Regions from separate parts of the Homo sapiens genome. Here region 1 is linked to region 2. The links are chromatin contacts, found by Hi-C in ENCODE. All regions are on one chromosome and are shown on one strand. Each heading gives the region's core, a stretch centred on a gene start or an enhancer-like site at or near the end of the contact. The rest is flanking DNA. Distances are from core to core; before and after follow the strand shown.

Evidence for each region. Hi-C counts contacts between places; a loop is a spot of excess contacts on that map. Pooled maps may share reads with other maps.
Region 1: a map of CD4-positive, alpha-beta T cell shows a loop between it and region 2 (5-fold over the local background). The contact joins the promoter of PRDM11 here to the promoter of ALKBH3 in region 2. A Hi-C loop is called at or near these places in 2 of 168 maps with a recorded cell type or tissue (CD4-positive, alpha-beta T cell and naive thymus-derived CD4-positive, alpha-beta T cell) and 8 of 50 pooled maps.

The regions. Positions count from the first base shown.
Region 1 is chr11:45,143,902-45,148,807 of GRCh38, forward strand. PRDM11 (PR/SET domain 11) reads left to right here and starts at 2,738. Exons shown (of 8, transcript NM_001384648.1): 1 at 2,738-2,976. It overlaps LOC105376652 (a long non-coding RNA gene), which reads right to left and starts at 2,882. Exons shown (of 6, transcript XR_931241.3): 1 at 1,153-2,882. RefSeq lists silencers at 3,139-3,218, 3,299-3,488.
Region 2 is chr11:43,878,315-43,882,961 of GRCh38, forward strand. ALKBH3 (alkB homolog 3, alpha-ketoglutarate dependent dioxygenase) reads left to right here and starts at 2,517. Exons shown (of 10, transcript NM_139178.4): 1 at 2,517-2,865; 2 at 4,269-4,417. The coding sequence starts at 4,339. It overlaps LOC105376644 (a long non-coding RNA gene), which reads right to left and starts at 2,423. Exons shown (of 3, transcript XR_001748200.2): 1 at 2,368-2,423. RefSeq lists an enhancer at 2,303-2,502.

The DNA of each region.
Region 1 (4,906 bases), core at 1,488-3,987, 1.3 Mb after region 2:
CTTCTGACTTTCAGGCCCAACTCAGCCCACAGAGGGAAACTGAGGCACTGCCTCACAAGACGTGCTTTGTCTAGACTGCTTGTCCGTGGTGATCACACTCAGGGTCTGGGACCACTTTCTGCCCACTTTCTGCCCACATTGACCCAGAGCACATGTGTCAACCCTCCAACTGCCTAGGGCTTCCCTTCTGAGATGTTTCCAACAATTCCCCCAGCCTTGTTTCAGATTCCTTCCTGTGCCTTGGCCTTGACTATGTAACTACAGGGGCAGTTTCTTGAGGGCAAAATATAGAACCCCTGGTCCCAACTCTTCATGCCATGCAGGAAAACACTGGCCCCCAAAGAGGACAAGTCAAATGCCTCAGGCGACAGGTTGGGACTCAGACCTGGGTCTCTGGATCACACCGCATCTCTTTGCTCCCCACAGCCCCTGGACAAGTCCCAGTGTGACGCCTGAAGCGCTGACTCCCCAGCCTGCAATGCCTGAGGACCCAGTCTCACCCTACAGATGCAGCTGAGGACCTACGGCTTCCTGGCAAAGGAAGCCAGGATAGAAATGGATGGGGAGATTTAAATAGAAAACCAATGCCACAAGAAATTCCCTCCTTACCTCACTTCCAACTTGCCAGCTCATTCTCTTAAAGATCTTTTTGCTCTCTGGAGGATGGGACCACTCCCCTCCTTTATCTACTTCTCTTTTTGCCCTCATCTCCGATATCTCTGCCTCACCCTCTACCCCAGTCACTGCAGGACACATGTCCAACACCCTGGGTACGTTGACGCCTCGAGGTCTTTGCTTCTGCTCTTTGCCTTCCTGGCAATGCCATCCTACCATTGGTGGAAATTCCAGGCCTACCTCTGACATTACTTCCTTGGTGAATCTTTCTCCTCAAAAGGAACAACAAATGGCTCCTTCCTCAGTGCTCTTTTCTCGGCCGGGCACTTGGCATCCAAAACCATGCTCAGTGCAACTGGAGGTGCATTCAGTTCTGAATTAATTGAAGTTATCTGCGAGTGCCTTCATCTCTTGGGCAGACCAAGACCTGCCTGAAGGATCTTGTCATTCTAATCGTGGAACCCCTCCCCCAACCCCCGTCCCCCAGTACCCGACACTCTGCCTGGCACCAAGCAGAGAAATACTCAGGAAACTTACAGTTGCATTGAACCTCATATAACGATAGGGTTGTTACTGTCTCTTGAGCATCTACTGAGAGCAGCTGGGTGCTGGGCCCTTTAAATACACTCTCATGGCTCCTTACACAGAGCCAGGAACGTGGGTATTACTGTGCACCACTTTGCAGATGTGGGAAATAAAGGCTCAGAGAGGTGAAGCCAGTTGCTCCAGATCACACAGCCAGTAACAGGCATGAGATTCCAAGAAGCTGTGTTTGTGACGCCAGAGTCAAGGGAAACAAATGATGTGGTACCCACAGTGCTCCCTCCCTCATCACCCCCACCGCCTCCAGCTCCACATCCAGATTCCAAAAGCCATGAGCACCCCCATCTGACCATGAACGCCCATCTGACCATGAACGCCCATCTGCGGATCGCCAGCAGCAAGGTTGACACGGAACTCCTTCCGCCTTGGGAGGAGGCTTCCCTGGGGTAGTACCCTCTGGGGGCCGTCTGGGCAACTCTTGCAGGGCTTCGTGGATGTTTGGGGAAAGCACTGGACAGCGCCTCGCCCAGGTGCCTTCCTGGGAATCACCAACTGGGGTTTACTGCCCCAATTTTGGAGCTTGCACAGAGCATCCTCCCTTGGTAGGAGAGACGTCGCCATTGGGCCACAGGACTTGTAGAGGACGCCACGAGAAAGGGGTTGATTGGGGAATGGTTGTCCTGGTTACGCCACCCTGCAGTGTCCCTTGCCCTCCTCCAAGGCTTCCAGCCCCATCGCAACCTGTCAGTTTTCCAGGCGCTCAGGAAAGCATGTCAAGCACTCAAGCACTCTGTGACAATTCCACCCCCGGCCCAGTCTTTCCCTCTTCACCCCCTCTCTGTGATGTCGAATCCCATTTCACAGATGGAGAAACTGAGGAATCGAGCAAGTGAATGCCGCTTAAACATCTTTTCCAAGCCAGCCAGGGACCAGCCCCTCCAGTTCTCAGAATCTCTCTCCCTCTGTAACATATTTTGACTTGAAGAACATGTGCGATTCGTGACTACAAAACCGCAACCCCACATAAAGAGTTAATATTTTTAACGAACCCCAAGCCCCTCACCCTCAGCCTTCGCGGGACGCCTGCGTCTCGCAACTTCAGTTTGTATCTCCAAACTGCTGAGCATTCAAAGGGTTAAATGGGACCGGGAGGGGGCCAGCCGCGGAGCCCTGAAAGGGTTAAAAATCCAAACGCGTCGACTCCCCCCGACTATTTGGTTCCAAATGGACAGCCACGCGACCGGGAGAGCCAGGGAGCCCCCCTCACAATGACTTTATTAAAATTTGAGAACTTTTACTTCTGACCCCAAAAAAGTATCCCAGTTCGAAAGTTCTCTCTTAACCTTTTCTTTTTTTCATCTATTTTTTTCTCGATTTCTCCACGGGCTGGATTATAAAACGCTCCCTCTCCCTTTGGGTTTGGAGAGCCGGGTTCCCCCCTCCGGGCAGGGCGCGGGCCTAAGGGGCCCCGGGAGTTTTCTCCGGGGCCGGGTCGGGACGCGGCTGGTGAGTCCCGGCTCCGGCCCCTGAATTGGGGGGTCCGCGTCTGCCCCAAACGCCGCTTTCTTCCGTTTTCCATGTCATTTCCTGTACTAATAAGATGGTGGTCAAAGCAGGGGAGGAGAGCAGCAGCGAGTCGCCGCCGCCGCCGCGCCGAGGCTGGCGCTGAAACTTTGCCTCGCCGGGGACCAGCGCGCCCGCAGCGCGGCCGCTCCCTCCGCGGGGGCCGCCAGCCGAGGCCGCGCCGCCTCCGCCGAGCCGCCCGCCGGGCCGCTCTCGCCGCCCGGGCCCCGCGGCTGCCGCAGCATTCCCGGGAAGGTGAGTCAGCCCCGGTAGCCAATGTGGCCATTGAAAATGGCTTCGGAGAGCGCTCGGCAGTTTGCCAGCGAGCGCGGGGGCCGCCGGTGCGGGGGCCGGGAGCGGCGGCTGGGGGCGGGGGCGGCCGGGGGTCTCGGCGCGGGCGCGGGGCGGGGGTCCGGACGGCGCCGGCGCGGGGTGGGGGGCGGCCCGCCGTGGCCGCGAGGTGGGTGAACCCTCGGCAGGTAGCTGCCGCCGCCGCGGGAGCCGGGGGCCGCCCTCCGCCTCCTTCCTCCCAGCTCGCTCGCTCCTCGCCTTGTTACAATGTAGCCTTTTCTCTCCGCAAGCGGCGCGCCCGCTGACGGACGTGGCCGCCGACCAATGGGAGTGGCGGCCCGGGCCGAGCGCTCGGAATGAGAACGCGGTGACACGGACGGGGCGGGGCGCGGACGCCGACGCCAGAGGGCTCGCCGCGGCCGCCGGCCTAGTTCTCGCGGACGCCCTCGGCCCCGCGCCGGGGGCTGCTGCGGGGTGCTCGGGGATGAAGGTGGGAGGCGTCCTTTGGGATGCGACGAAGCCTTCTCCATCGCGGTTCGCGATTGCCCGCGAAGCGTGGCCGAGCCGGAGGGCATTTCTGGAATGCGTTTTAAGTGTCAGTTGCGGTGTAGACTCTTCGGGAAACCTCTCCGGAGCGTAGCCTCCACCCCCCACTCGCAGTCCCCAAGGTACTCTCCTATGCAGAAACTGCAGAAACTTAGCGGCCAATGACCTCTCTCCGGTCAAGGCCAGCGTGCTCTAGGCGAGTCGCTGCAAAGAGAATACCAATGTCTTGGGCGATGCTGGTGAAAAATTGCTGGTGTGTGTCTAGAGCCCAGTTGGGAGATGGGGGCTTAGAACCCCCCAGGCTGGGCTGGGATTTAGGGGAGAAAAATGTGAAACGTCTCCTCTTTCCTAGACGTTTGCTTCGTGTGGAGAAAGGCTGTGCTGTATAATTTAGAGTGGCTGTAAGGAAACACACCCAGCCCTTTGTGCGTGGGGCCAGGAGGCAATGATGAGAGATTGCTCTTGGTACCTGGAAACCCTATAAACTTTGGGGGTTTGGGGACAGAAGAATTTTCTGTGGAGCATGATGCCTGTAGCAACCAAGCTGGTCCTTGCCCACATTTCCTCTTGGGAGGGAGGAAGGTTCGGGCTTTCCTAGGGTCATTGTTGGAGGTGTAGGGTCGTAGTTGGGGAGCAGGGCACAGTCTTTGCCCGCCGACTCTCTGAAAGGTGGACAAGCAGAGTTCTATAGGGCACGTGTAGAAACCTTCCCTTCTGGGAATAGAGCCCAGACCTCTTGCTGTATTCAGTTTAATGGAAAGGCTTTCTCTCTTTGAATTCTACCTCCTCCTCATAGTCACTGTCTGACTTTGGACTTCACATCGTTGTCTTTGGCCTCTCTGAGCCTTGTGTCTCCATCCCTGAGTCCAACAAAACCTGCCCGGCAAGGAAGTTGTGAAATTAAATGAGATAGCAAAGATGAAATGCCTGTTCCAGGGCCTGGCATACTGTTTAAGAAGTGTTCTCCCCCAGAATCACGGCAGAAGGTACTGACCTGGGAATATCAGAATTGCCCCCACAGACCCCACCGTGGTCCATCCAGTCTCAAACTGACAGGGCCCCAAGGAACAGCTGGTGGCAGGGTCTCGTTTCCTTCCCTGGTGACGTTCACAAAGATGAGGGACTCCCCTCAGTTGTCCTAGGAGTCCTAGATTGGTCATGATAGCCATCACCTCTGCACTTATGGACTCATTTGACCTGAGTTACAGTTCTGTCGTCTAGACTTCTTGGGTTGATGTGTTCCATCAATTTCTTCTCCTTGGTGTCAAGTAGGATTTCTCCTATTTGGATCTGCCCTCTCCTGGACTTACAGGGAGTTTCCCTGGTTCCAGGTTGTTGGCAAGTATAA
Region 2 (4,647 bases), core at 1,267-3,766:
TAACCATAGACTACTGTTGAGTTAAATCTTCAATAAATCCACCAAATAAGCTGTTAGAGTCATTTCCAGTTGCATGAGTCAACACAATGTCTGTAAATGCACTCTAGTAAATGCCTCCATATAATTGGCCTGATATAGTACTATATACTGCCCTCCTTAGTTTAAAACAGTTAGAATCCACTTCCACACATTCCATACATTAGCAAAGTACGTGTAATTAGTATAGTTCTTTCAGCGTGCAAGCTGTTTTATCCTAGATCATAGTGTGTAGCAGCCTACCTGGAGCATTAATGAGGTTTGAACCTAGTTAGGGTCTAGTGGCAATGAGGCAGAAGAAGGGGAAGTAAATTCTGCTGGGTCTTGTAGAGAATGAGCTTCCCTTTTGAAGTCATCTGCCCCAGCTGAGGGCTTAGCAGTGTCTTCAAGCAAAGAATGACTAGTCTCCTCAGACTTAGGAGGACAAGCTACTTCCACTGCCAAGGAAGGCTCAGGGTGCCATGGGTGTTCAAGACTGTCAGTTATCTGGGTCTAAGCAGAGTGCTTATTTCAAATTTTGGGATTCCATTCCTTCCCAATTGATGCCTTAACTTTCAGAAGAGAAACTAACCTGGTAATTCAGCCCACAGGGAGTAGTCAAACACTGTGGGCCACTGTGCACTAAAGAGCCAGCTGAGAGGAGCACACTGGAACCAGAAAAAAGAGCCCCTTCCTCCTCTAAAGTTCCTCCAGTACCCTCCACTGATGAAGCTCACTGTCCATTGAACCAAAAGGCAAGGGAGAAACCTTCCAATATTGCAAACAGGGTAGTGAAGGGTGGGTTTGGAATGGAGACTCAATAGGTTGATAATTGGCAACACACTTCGCCTTCATTCCTTCTCCCATGGTCTCTACCACCACCTCCTGATAAAAACTCAAACACTTCAAATAGAAATAAGAAAGTCAAGACCCTAATGAGGATGCCAAGACCATTAAGAACATCTAATACTATATACTCGCATCGTCTAGGGTAACCAACCATCTCAGTTTGCCCAGGACTGTCCTGGCTTTAGCACTTAAAGTCCTGTGTCTTGGGAAACTCCTCAGGCCCATACAAACCAGAACAATTTGTCATCCTACATATGTCCTAGAGGTTTTCAAAATTTTTGTGCACCAGAATCACTTGGGTGCTTGTTAAAAACGCAGGTGATTCTGTTAAACAAAAAAAAAGCAGTAATTTCAGATGCAAGTAAATCATGGATTGATCTTTGAGAAATACACTACGTAGAGGCTGAAGAGGTGTCAATCACTACTTTTAGGAACTCCTCAATCCAGACTTCTTTGTTCCTGTTCCAAAACTATAATCATTGAAAAGAAAGAAATAACATATTTTAGAAGATACAGCCAAAGTTCCTGAGCCAGAAGCAGACATTGACAAATTAGTTGATGGGGGAAAAAAACTGTAGTGTGGCCTTAGCATTTTCTCTCCTTTCAGGTCTAGGATAAATCATTTTTTTCCTTCAGTGTCACAAAGTATAACAAATAATAATGAGTGCTGTGAAAATGGATTTGATAGTAGCAACAATATAGGTACACATTGATGAGGTGTACCTATAATGAGCTTCCTGAAGGTAAACACTCATATCAGGCTTATTTTAAAGATTTCCACAGTGACTATACTTTGGCGGATCTTAGAGAATGACTTGCATAAAACAGTCAATTCAGTGCTACTTTTGCTATTTTCATACTGTAAAGTACATGGTTTAACATGACCATTTTAAAGATGTTTCTCATGAGCTCAAATGGGGTGAGCTCTTTTTCATTTTTTGAGTTTTTGTTGTGTTCCAGGCATTGTGCTATATTCTTTAAATGCATTATCTCACTTAATCCTCCCAAAAAGAGCGATACCCATTTTAAAAAGAGGCAGAGTACTTGCCCTAGATTATACAACTAGTAAGTGGTGGTGTCTGGGCCAAAATGTAGGTCTGTTCACTCAAGCAAATTTGCTTAGCACTGGAGAGAGCCAAGGTGAATTAAGGCGTGGTCCTACGCCCTGCTGTAAATGCTGTGTTCGGAGGTGTGCACAGGCTGCAATAGGAACACAAAGGAGGCTCATTTCAGGCTCTCCGTGGTTTTTAGGATAAAATGCAAATCCTTTTGCCTAACACATTATAACCAGGTCCCCCAAACTCCTCTCCCTTTATCTAGTCCCACAGGGACCCGGTCACTCTTTCTGCCACAAAGATGCCGATGCTTGGACATCTCCAGTTTCGAGGAACTCACGTAGGAGACACGCCTTCACTTCCACCTTTGCCAAACCCCGACCCCTTCACACCGCTCCCCTGCACTCTCAATCCCTGTCCGCTGCAACACATATCCCCTCATCAGCACCTTCGGTGATTAGGCCCTCCAGGCGCGGGGGATGTGGGACTACCCGGACTGAGGACTGCGCACCGGAAGTAGTGGCGGCGCTGCGTAACGTCGAGAGGAAGTGCCTGATGCCGCGGCCTGTGATTGGGAGTTGCTGGAGTCGGTGCTTCACTCTTAAGGTTCCGATCACAGACTGCGGAGTGGGTCAGGGGCTGCGAGGGCTGCCCCAAGTCCTACCGGGTTTGCACGGGCGCGCCCGGCTCCGCCCGCAAGTGCGCCTTCCTGACTTACTGCTGGGTGCGCGGGGCTGGGGGTGCGAGTACCACCCCTGAAGTCTCTTCCTGGGCGACCTCCGGGGCCTCATTCTAGGCCTCCTTAAAGAGAAGGATCTAAATTAGGAAAAGGAAGTGCCCTTATCCACGACCAAGCTCTTCCACCTGCGGAGCTCGCTTAGTCTGCACCTCAACCGTGCGGAAAGTGACTGCCCTGTTTACTGAGGAAAAACTGGGGCTCAGAAAGGTGAAGTCATTTGCCATGGGCCATGCAGCTGGGAAGTGACAGATCTGGATTCAAAGCGAGTTCTGGCTGGCGCCAGAGTCCTTGTATTTTACAGCACTGGTTCTCAAGCTTTATGTGCATTAAGAATTCCTGGGTTGAGGGTGGCGTTAGTTAACAAATTCTGGGACTCTACAAATTGAGTAGATCTGGGATGGGGCTCTGGAATCTATTTTCAACAATTGTTCCCTGGCAAATAACATATGGCTCCCCAGTGAATGGAGCAAGAAGGTGAGCAAGTCGTATCCTCTGCGGGGACTGTAGGTAATTGTGTTACGCTTTTAGGGCCTCAATTGAGAGAACATGTCAAACGGGAGCTCCTGGGATTGGAGAATTGGTATTTGATTGTCATTAACTCTTCTGGGCAGATGGCAGCCTCTGCGTCTCTCCACCTATTAAATGAAATGAATTACATGCTTATCATCTGGGGGAACTTGTTAAACACACAGATTCCTGGGCCTGGCTCAGCTCTACTGAATCAGAAGAGGTGGGAGATGGGACCTGGGAATCTATAGTCTAAGCAAGCTATTAATATAAAACGAGCTTTTACCTTTGAGAACTTGAGGTGTGAAGCTTTCTTAGGTAGAAGCATAAAGAAATAGATTACAGATGTGGAACATGTGGCTTGAATTTCCTTGTTGTTTTGGTAGCTGTACGTGCTTCTGCATTTGCTGTAGGCTAAGCTTTTACTGGTACAACTGTCAAATTAGTATTATTAGCCATTATGAGGTGGATTTATCCGTTAGCTGGAGACAGGAGTTTAATATAAGTTGAATGTTAATCTGTCTGTTGTTGATTTCCTGAGTGGCTTTGGGTGCATCATTGAACTTTACCGTCCACATACATACCTGCATTGTGTCAAATCTTACACTGCTTGTTATAAAGACAAATACCTGTATCCATCCTAAATCAGATTTTCTGAAGGTGGGCCATAGGTATTTTGAACAAACTTCCAGGGAAGTTTGATGCAGCCAGTGATAATGGAATATATGCTTGGAAACAGTCTTAGCCGATTTCTCAATGTCCATGTAGGTGAAAATGGGAATAGTACAGTTTCCTTATATTCTACTCTTGGGGACTATTAAGAGGAATGTGGTTTATAATAGGTCCTAATTTTAGAATTTCTTAAAATGCACTTTCTTGTGAAAGAAACAAAAGTACTATGGTAAGATTACAAAAGGTGAATGCTAAAGCCAGCAGCCCCAAATGACTAGGCTTCTTGAATGAAATGTTGTGATGACATAAACTGATTTTACATGGAAGCTCTATTGCCATTGAGAGTCTTCTGCCTGAAATTAATTATGCCTTAGGAGTAATTGTTCACAATCCTAACTAAAAGCACTGTTTTGTTTTGTTTTAATAAACAGATACCATGGAGTAGTTTGAAACAGGAACAAAATCTTCTGAAAGCTCGGAGCAGAAGCCTTTTTGGTCAACATGGAGGAAAAAAGACGGCGAGCCCGAGTTCAGGGAGCCTGGGCTGCCCCTGTTAAAAGCCAGGCCATTGCTCAGCCAGGCAAGAATCTGTAGGGATTTTGTGTGTGTGTGGATATGGACAACTCTCATTCTCTTTTATTTATATCCTTTTGGTTTATAATGGACTTCCATTTCAATTGACGTCAAGGAATTGTTTAAAATGTGGCTGATATTTTGTCCGATTTTGTTGATGGTGAGCTAAGGGTGGGTCTTTAATGTTCCTCATATTTAGTCCACACCCTCAAACCTTTCAGTATCTTCTGTTGACTT